Regions from separate parts of the Homo sapiens genome. Here all the other regions are linked to region 1. A link is a loop called in an ENCODE intact Hi-C map of the cell type or tissue named here. Cell type or tissue: Calu3. All regions are shown on one strand. Region 1 has its middle 36 kb from the start of INTS6L. Region 2 has its middle 76 kb from the start of INTS6L-AS1. Region 3 has its middle 38 kb from the start of SAGE1. Region 4 overlaps INTS6L (integrator complex subunit 6 like).

Region 1 (2,500 bases):
CCAATTGTAAATCTCAACCCAATCAAAAGGCCTGTACAGCATAATGTTTAAGAGTTCAGGTTTTAGAGTGGGGATGGTTAATGGGTCCAAAAACATAGATATAATGAATAAGATCTAGCATTTGGTAGCACAGCAGAGTGACTACAGCCAACAATAATTTATTGTATATTTTTAAATAACTAAGAGTGGAACTGGAATGTTCCCAACACAAAGAAATGATAAATCCTTGAGGTGATGGATGCCCCAATTACTTTGATGTGATTAGTACACACTGTATGCCTGTATCAAAATGTCACATGTACCCCATAAATATATACAACTTTTTTCTCATTAGAAGATTTTATTTCTTTTTTTTAATCTTTTTTTTGATTTGTTTGTTTGTTTGTTTGTTTGTTTTGGAGACGGAGTTTCACTCTTGTTGCCCAGGCTGGCATGCAATGGCAAAATCTGGGCGCACTGCAACCTCCACCTCCCGGGTTCAAGTGATTCTCCTGCCTCAGCCTCCCAAGTAGCGGGGATTACAGGCACCCGCCACCATGCCCAGCTAATTTTTTTACTTTTAGTACAGAAGGGGTTTTGCCATGTTGACCAAGCTAGTCTTGAACTCCTGACCTCAGGTGATCCACCTGCCTCGGCCTCCCAAAGTGCTGGAATTATAGGCGTGAGCCACTGAGCCTGGCCTTATCTTTAAATTATTATTTTATTTTATTTTATTTTATTTTATTTTATTTTATTTTATTTTATGTTCCAGGATACATGTGCAGGATGCACCGGCTTGTTACATAGGTAAACGCGTGCCATGGATATACACCTATTTTTTTTTTTTTAATTAAGAGTTCAGGCTTTAAATGCTTAGCCAGATCTAGGATTGAGTGCTCTGCCTTATCACCATTTCAACGAATCTTAAACTATTTGTCCTTTGAAGCCAAATTCACCAATCTTTTCTCCATACCCCCTTCTTCCCAGATCCCTGTGAGAAAGCATGAAACTGTCCTTTCCCTGAACTCCCACATGGTTGTGTCTATACTGCTCTCAAGGCACTTGCACTTTTTTACTAAGTAATTTTTTGTTTGTTTTTTGTGACTTCCGTACTAAAATGTCAGGCCCATGAGAGTGGGACTCCACCGCCATCCCCATAGCACCCAGCATATTGCTTGCACATGCCAGGCTGATAGTAAATATTTGTGGAATTAAATGAATAAATGAATGAATGCATTTCCTTTTTGCAACAGTCTCAACAATTTACATATGCTACCAGCAAGTGGCAGTAGTCTCCTTTGGCTGTTCTGCCATTCAGCAAGCTGCTGCTCATTAGAGCCTAAAATCATTCTACAAGTAATGCAATTCCCAGTTTTAGATAGTTTGGCAGAGCTGAAAGTGCTGAAATCAGAATCTAGTAATTTGAGCTTTTAGCCCCAGATCTGCCACTGACAAGATATGTGACTTTCAAATCAGTCCTTTACTTTCTGGATATTTTTCTGCATCTGCAAAATGAAGGATGGGATGATTTCCAGAGTTTGACATTCTGTGATTTTCATACCCTGCAAACTCAAGATAATGAGAGCTATGGATTCTTGGCTTGTTGCCATCGTCATTTTTTATCTCTTGTAGAATGTACTTAAGATAAGGTCATGGACAGAGGTATTTCCTTAGAAATTCTCTCTAAATGATCTTTCCTTGTTTGGATGTAATGGAAGATCACCAGGGCCTAACCATCCCTCCCTGACTAGTGTTAACTCTCACGACGAAAACAGGTAGTGATTCTTAGAAGTGAAGAAAGACGAGGATTAGGGGAGGAGGTTCAGTTCAAGAACCATGGGATCAGGCAATGTGGGAAGGCTGGGAATCTGCTGATTTGATTCCCAGAAGGATCTCTACTGTATCTGTTTCGAAACCTCTGTTTTGATTCTGCATGAATGTGTTTTTAAAATTATATTCTGGGGAAAAGGAGTAATTACTTTTTATAATTACTATGGTAATTTAACTATTTAATGTTTTTAAACCACAGTTCTATTTTCATCAATAAAATACTGTCCCTAAAACACTATTGGAGAGTGGACGGCTCTCGTAATATAATGCTAAGTGAAATAAACCAGATTAAACTTCTATAGACAATATGATCCATTGTGTTTAATTGTAACATATACACATAGAAAAGGAGAGAAGGCTCCCTATCAAGGATAGGAAGCAGGAAGCCAGACACTGGAGCAAAACGGCACACATTTTAGAACCCAGGGTAACTTCAGGTAAGCATCAGGAGAGAAAAAGTCTTGCTGTGTAGGTCGGGTTTTAAAGGCAAGAAGGGACAAAGGGCTGCCACGTTATTTAGAAAAAAAAAAAAGATGCACGTAATTGAGGTTCTGTATTTGATTAACAAATATAATGGATATCACATTCAAAGTTTTGTTACTTAGATGTAACAAAGGTAAATATTATTTTGATAAAGAGTTGAACTTGGTGTAGAAGTCTGGTTCTAGCTACAAGAAAATATCTTCACTCT
Region 2 (2,500 bases), 110 kb after region 1:
ACCAAGGGTTGAAGTCCACATATCGGGTAAGCCCAGCTGTTACTCAGTGTATGCCAGAGAACTTGTTGGGCTGCCACATTGGCAGAACTCATTGGAGATCTACCTTTGGGAATTTGAGGTTAGTATACAGGAAAGAATCCCTTTAACCCAGAGCTAAGATAGATTAACTTCCAAAAAGTTTATCCTGAAATACTGCTGAGATACAGTGCCTTGGAAAGAGCTCCCCACTACAGATCTTAAATGGAATACTCAAATAACCTCCCCCAACCCCCCAATGTTGAATGAAATTCTATCCTATTCATCTTAGCACCAATGTTGATATTCTGACCTTGCTGGGCGTGGTTGCTCACGCCTATAATGTCAGCACTTTGGAAGGTCGTGGAGGGTGGATTGCTTGAGCCCGAGTTTGAGACCAGCCTGGGCAACATAGTGAGACCCCATCTCTACAAAAAATAGGTATGGTGGTGCATGCCTGTGGTCCCAGCTACTCGGGAGGCTGAGGTGGGAGGATCACTTGAGCCCAGGAGGTCAAGGCTGCAGTGAGCCCTGTTCACTGCCACTGCACGCCAGCCTGAGAGACAAAGTAAGACTCTGTCTCAAACATAAAAATGAGAAAACAAAAAACAAAAAAAACAAAACCCTGATCTTGCCAGAGGAGTATGGCTGCACCTCACAAAATGGCAATAAAGTTGTTATGGTGCCTCACCACTGCTGGAACTTTCTAGAAACCTGCCCTCTAGGAGTTGTGGGAAATGTGCCCCCTAGGGCGCCCGGGAATGATGCGCATGGGGAGGCGTCTCACCATAAGCACCGATCACTCGTATGGTCCAAGCGCAATGGAAGGAAGGGAAGCTGCAGGCCACCACGTGCCCTGCTCCAACCGAACTCTGGGATCTGTGTGGGGCGCCAGAGTCCCTAGGAGAAGCCTCTCGCTCAGTGGGTGCCAGCCTAGAGAACCTGGAAGCGCAGCCCTCCCTTTCGCTGACTCTGGCGCCCTCTAAAGGCGGCCTTCAGTAACAACTGTACAGCCGACATAGGCGGAGGAACACAGACCCTTCTCACACAGCGGGATAAAAAGGTGAATTTGGAGCTGACAGGAAAATATATCTTGTGACATATTTGTCTGGCTTTGATATCGGGGTGATATTGGCTTCATAGAATGAAGTAGTGTTCCTTCGTCCGTTATTTTTTGAAGACATTGCCAAGTATTGGTATTATTTCTTCCGTAAATGTTTGCAGAATTTACACGTGAAGCCACCTTGGCTTGGCTTGTATTTGTGGGGAGATTTTAAATTACTAATTAAATCCCTTTTCTTTCAATAGTCCTATTTCGATTTTCTATTTCTTCTTGAGTCAGTAATTTGTCTTCTAGGATTTTTTTCTATTTTATCTAAGTTGTTTAGTGTGTTGGCATAAAGTTGTTCATAATTTATTCCTCTGAGTTTCTATAAGGTCAGTATTAATTACCCCCCTTTCATTCTTGATTTTGATAATCTGTGAGTCCTTTCTTTTTTTCCTTGGTCAGTCAAGTTAAAAGATTGTTAGGTTTCTTTCACTTTTTCAGTGAACCAACTTTTGATTTCATTGATTTTTCTGTTTTTTTTATTTTATTGATTTTCTTCTACTCTAATTTCCATCATTCCTCTCCTACTGCTTGTCTGTGTTAAATACATCAATTTAAAACTTCAGGAATAATGAATTACTTGTTTCATAAAGGAGGACTTAGACATACAGAAATGCTTATGATATTGCAAGTAGCAGTCATTTAGACAAGTTAACTAGGAGGAAATTTGCTATGCTGAAACCAGACACGTTTTTGTGTCGGCCTTTATTGATTTTGAAAATATCAAGTCTAGTTTGTAGGAAGGTGTTTATTGTATGAGTAGTTTATTTTTGAATATTTTAAAATTTAGAATGTCCATTTTCACTAAATCCCAGAAGTTTATTTTTTTCAAGCTTAAAGGAAAGTATGTATTAGCCAGCACATACACTATCCTCTTTGTGCTTTATCTCTGGTAATCCTTATGAGAGCGCCATGAGTTAGATACTGTTTTATGCCCATTTTATGGAAATAGAATCGTAGAGTGCATATTTAAGCAGCCCTCACAGGTTTATCCAGTTGGAAAAGTGACAGAACCTAGGTCTGTCAGATTTCAGAGATTGCACACACAAATACTATATGACACTGCCTACCGCTGTGAGTTCAGCAGAGAATTCCTTGTTTATATGGAAATAACAAAGCTGATAGTGTCCAGGATAATTGGCATCAGTTTACAAACCCTCTGTACCCCAATGTTGGTGATTTTAAGTGGGGTCATCTGTCCACTAAATTAATCAGATCTCAGGCTGGTCACACTTCTGAAATTATACACCAAGTTTGTGTGTAAGGGTATTTTTCCAGGGAAAAATATCTATAGATTTCAGCAAGTTATCCAAAGAGGGTTAGGCCCACTATTTAGCGTTCTCTGGATGATAAGAGAATGCCATGGAGCCTACACCC
Region 3 (2,500 bases), 450 kb after region 1:
TTTCCATATCCTCTTCTGTAAACAGAGGATGATAACAGCAGCTATTCCCTAGGATTACTGCGAACAGTAAAAGAATTAATTCATTTATTCAACATTGACTAAAAACCCTCTAAGTGCCAGGCACTAATATCGGCATGAAAAAAACAGTGAACTAAACTGTTCTCGTGGATCTTACATTCCAGTGGAGGGCAAATGCACTAAACAACCAGAGCAACTACAGAACATGTTATTCACCAAAAGCAGAAATCAGGTGAAGAGATGGTACAAGAGTGGATGGTACTTTGAACTTGGTAGTCAAGGAAGGCCTCTCTGAGAAAGAGACATCTAACCTGAGACAGGAGTAAAGGACCTTATGCATTTAGTTCAGCCCTGAAAGGCTCAGCTTCTGCAGAGTCCCCTCTCCTCCAAGGTCAGAGAAAAAGGAGGGACACGGATTTTAGTAAGTCTTCCTAAGGCTTTCCAGCTCATGTCTTTGGGTGCAGTCTGCATGTAATCTTTTCTTCTGCATGTCTGCCCTGCTCCAGCACCGGAGGAGGAGACAGCAATCTTACAGAGACTGCTTAATGAGCTCCTACCATTGCAGAAGGCCCTTTCATTATGAAAAATCTGTACACACAGATATTATCGCCTATTGGTTCTGCTTTCCTGGTTGAAGTTTGATTGATATAGATTTTGGTATTAAGTGTGATTTCAGAAGAACAGAATTTTAAGAAGAAATTCTCTGAAATTGTTCTGGGTTTCTGGAGTTCTCTCTTTTATCTAATTTGATTTAAAGGCCTTCGTGACCCTGTTTCTAATGGTAAAAGAGCACTGGTAGTCTACAGCAAGAAGTGGCAAGGGATTTTCTTAAATTATCACTTTTAGTTATTTGCACTCAAGCACCTGTAAGAATGCCAGGGTCTAGGTGATCAAGTAGGTGATTTCCGTAAACAAGTATCCCAGAACGTAAAATAAAATAAAAATTTTAAAACTACAAAAAAAGCCTAGTATGGTGGCGCAGGCCTATAGTCCCAGCTACTCTGGGGGCTGAGGTGGGAAGGTCGCTTGGGCTTAGTGTAGGGTCCAGCCCTACTGGGCCTGTGGGTTTTTCTCCTCGTTTGCGGAGACGAGAGATCGTAGAAACAAAGACACAAGACAAAGAAAAGACAGCTAGGCCCGGGGGACCACTACCACCTAGACGCGGAGACCAGCAGTGGCCCCGAATACCTGGCTGCGCTGTTATTTATTGGATACAAGGTTAGGGAGCAGGGTAAGGCCCAGGCACTGGGTTACCGCTAGACCAGGGAGCCCTCTAGTGGCCCTATCCAGGCATAACAGAGGGCTCACACTCTTGTCTTCTGGTCACTTCTCACCGTGTCCCTTCAGCTCCTATCTCTGTATGGCCTGGTTTTTCCTAGGTTATCATTGTAGAACAAAGATTATTATAATATTGTAATAAAGAGTAATGCTACAAACTAATTATTAGTAATATTCATATATAATCATATCTATAATCTATTTCTAGAATATTCTTATTGTATATATTTCCTTTATTGTACTGAAACAGCTTGTGCCTTTGGTCTCTTGCCTCGGCACCTGGGTGGCTTGCCGCCCACAGCTCAAGAGGCGGAGGTTGCAGTGGGCCGGGATCATGCCACTGCACTCCAGCCTGGGCAACAGAGAGACACCTTTTCTCAAAATTTAAATAAATGGATAAGTAAATAAAGTAGAAAAAAAAACAATGTAGTGAAAATGAGGAGTATAATGGAGATGACTGGTTGCCTCTAAATGTGCTGGAGAACATAGGAAAAGAAAATTATGACCTCAGGTCCTTAAAGCCTTATCCATACCAAGATCCACATAAAGAGCTAGAAAGCATCCATGAAAGAACCCATTATCTCCCGTAGCCACATACCTGATATTTGGGAAAACCATATCCAAAGGTGAATCTTGCAGTTGGCTGAATTACAACACGAATGCAATTCCTAATCTCTCAAGGTCTCTTCTGTTCATGTAGAGCACTGACTGGGAATGAATGGGATCCTGAACATTTTAATGTGATATATATGCAGACTTTGATGAAGCTGGGTACCTTGAACCCCTAAATTCTGTGAGATATGTCTTTCAGACACCTAAAAAAAGGTGTAAAAAAGTAAAAAAAAGCACCTTCACTCCCGCCCAAGGAGTTTATTTCTCCTCTGCCTGAAGAACCTGCAATAGTCTGGTCTGAGGTAGTGGCCTTGCAGGACACTGTTGATCCTCCTGAGAAACTGCACCCACCACCTTTACTTCATTTAAAACCCTGTAAGACTCAAGTTTCCACCAGCCCCAAACTAGAGGGTACATAATGTGACCCATTAGTAGGGGTAGAATGTACTATAACAACTACTGATATTTTTTTCCAACGCTAATAGGCAGAAACCTAGGGACTTTGTGTGGAAATGTTTCTTGAGGGTGGGGTATGAAGGTAGAGAAAAAATAAATTTGATACACACCAGATTTATCAATATAGAGTCATTAA
Region 4 (2,500 bases), 88 kb after region 1:
CCCTCTCTATTAGTACCTCATCCTCCACTCACCGTTCCTTATCATACTTCTCACCTCTACTTAGCCCATTCTTGTAGGATGGAAATATTTGAGAACTACTGAGTTAGAACTTTACTATCATATGAATGTGTTATGTTATATGACAAATTAATGCAGCAGTTTTACTTACCTTATGCACAAAGGTATTCCCAGGTAGGGGACAATAGTAGCATTCGCAGTGGTGATAATGCTTCAAGGTGGATGTGTTTGGAAGTTTGGCCTTTAGGAAATGGAGAGTAGTGAGCAAAACATCAGATTTCACCAAAGAACCAAAGTGACTCCACAATTGGGATGCCGACACACCTTGCTAGGAACTGACAACAACTTCAGTATGGTCTGGAGCTTACCAGCTCCTACCAGTCCAGTGTGCTTATAAGTGCAAAAGAAAGTAAAGGCAACCCCAGATTTCTAATCTACCAAGTGTCCCCCTAACCTCCTTTCCTCTCTGCTAATAGATTTTTTGTGGTTGTTGTAAATGTTTTGGTTTGGTTATTTATTTATTTATCTATCTATTGATCTATCGATTTTTTTTAATTTGATGTTTACCTAAGCCTTTAAGGCTGTGTCACCAAGGTATGGCCACAAGGAAGAATAGTGTACAGAGATTTTAATTAATGCAAGTTCTGGGACCTTTTGGGGCACATGTATCATTTTACAAATGAGCTTTCAAGACCATTTAAGGAAACAGATGCTTCATTTGCTCTTATCTCATATTTCATGACTTAAGAATTTTTTAGTGATAATAAACATAGACTTAATTCCAATAATTAGGGAAAATTGATAAATATCTGTCACCAAACCACAAGAAATCCAAAATCATTTTAGGTTTACCAAACATTGGTGGAATTCCATCTTTCTGAGAAAAAGGGAAGATCATAGCTAATTTATAATAGCTCAAATTACTAATTTAATAACTGGGTCACCAGTGTTTCTTGAGCCATTTCAGATGTATGTAAAACACAAAATATGCCAAATATATATTGCTATAATACACTCAAGCAGTATTAATCAATATGGTATCACAATGCCTATTAAGAGGCTTTTTACAAATTACTTACTTAGTAATATCTGTTAAATTAAGCATTATCTTCTAAGACCTTTTTTGGATAGTCAAATATAAGAGATAAATAGTTTAATTTTTTCAGACCTTTTTTGGATAGTCCAATATTAGAGATAAATAGTTTAATTTTTTCAGATATAATGCCAGTCGATGTGATCTGAATTTTAGTACTAGTTTACACGTATAAATACAGTCTTAAACCTTTATGTCTGAGTCTGAAATGAACCTGTTCACTTAGACTAGATTTTATAGTAACAAAATGTGCTTTTAAATGTCTATGAATGAAATTCTTATTCATGGTTTTTATTCTCTCCATGATTTTATTATAATTTTGACACTAGACAAGAAAAAAAAATATTATTTGTCTTTCCTGCCCCCTATCTGTTTGCTGTGATAGTGCAAAGAAGCACAGGAAAATGTTTAATTATCCATTTTTCTGTGATTTGTAATTGAAAATTGTTCTGTGGGGTTCTGAAAGTATTATCTTTCTTAAGTAGTAAAAATGACAGTGGTAATGTAGATGTTTTTATAACATACTATGTACTTTCATTTTAGACCAAACTAGAGTCAGAACGAATACTAGCATCAGTGGGGAAGAAACCTCCCCAGGAAATTGGAATTAAAGTGAAAAATCATTCTGGAGGTGGCATGTCCTTGACTCACAATAAAAATTTTAGAAAACTATTGAAAGAAATCACAGGGGAAACTGCACTTAGACTGACAGAATTGAACACCAAAGAATTTGCTGGCTTCCAAATTGGGCTCTTAAACAAGGTAAATTGTGACATAAATAGTTTGTATTTGTTTGAACTTGTCTGATACATTTATGTCTTTCATATTCCTTTAGTTTTGAAATAATGGACAATCCTATTTTGGAGTTAGTAGTTAATAATGGACCAGTTTAGGAATTGTCAGCAGATATCAATATGGAATTAAATGGACAAGATATGTTTTGTGGGTAACGCCCATGAAAGATAAAGGGGAGATGAAGCTGGAGTAGGCAGGCAGAGCTTCCAAGCTACAAAGCTGGCCCATCACCTGTGAGAGGAAGGAGGAATGAAGGAGAATTGGGTGTGAAGAAGCTCAGACACTGGTGTAGCTTGGAGAAAGTCTTGGCCAGCACAGTGGGGACCTCTAGCACCAAGATTTCCTACAGAGGAGGGCCACACTGGGCAGAGCTGGCCAGGCCCTAACACCCTGCCATTGTCTGTTACTGGCTATGGGCAGCCTGGGAAGGGCATGGCCTCAGCTCAGTGCTGCAGCGGATCCCTATGGCACCACAGCAGCGGGAGGCTCTCTGCTAACTGCACTCCTTGCAGGATCAGCCATTGCTTTCCTGAAGGGAGATCCCAGCAGCTCACCTCCCCTCCATGGCTGCCAGAGGAATACATCTAGAGTACG

What was found. Hi-C counts contacts between places; a loop is a spot of excess contacts. Peaks named below come from ENCODE experiments on the same cell type or tissue, not always from the same donor. Only the 100,000 strongest peaks of a DNase experiment are listed, where the experiment ranks them.
Region 2: a loop joins it to region 1, with 6 times the contacts of the local background. A loop is called at or near these places in 30 of 110 quality-filtered maps.
Region 3: a loop joins it to region 1, with 5 times the contacts of the local background. A loop is called at or near these places in 23 of 110 quality-filtered maps.
Region 4: a loop joins it to region 1, with 13 times the contacts of the local background. A loop is called at or near these places in 64 of 110 quality-filtered maps.

What each region holds. Positions count from the first base shown.
Region 1 is chrX:135,483,563-135,486,062 of GRCh38, forward strand. No RefSeq gene overlaps it. Among named protein-coding and RNA genes, the nearest start is that of INTS6L, 36 kb to the right of the region's middle. In Calu3, no CTCF peak of the experiment used is centred here; a DNase peak (open chromatin) is centred at 1,269.
Region 2 is chrX:135,595,725-135,598,224 of GRCh38, forward strand. No RefSeq gene overlaps it. Among named protein-coding and RNA genes, the nearest start is that of INTS6L-AS1, 76 kb to the left of the region's middle. In Calu3, no CTCF peak of the experiment used is centred here; a DNase peak (open chromatin) is centred at 987.
Region 3 is chrX:135,930,790-135,933,289 of GRCh38, forward strand. No RefSeq gene overlaps it. Among named protein-coding and RNA genes, the nearest start is that of SAGE1, 38 kb to the left of the region's middle. RefSeq lists a silencer at 1,529-1,765. In Calu3, a CTCF peak has its summit at 1,270 (motif pointing left); a DNase peak (open chromatin) is centred at 1,272.
Region 4 is chrX:135,571,161-135,573,660 of GRCh38, forward strand. It overlaps INTS6L (integrator complex subunit 6 like), which reads left to right. Exons shown (of 18, transcript NM_001351601.3): 12 at 1,655-1,873. Among named protein-coding and RNA genes, the nearest start is that of INTS6L-AS1, 52 kb to the left of the region's middle. In Calu3, no CTCF peak of the experiment used is centred here; no DNase peak of the experiment used is centred here.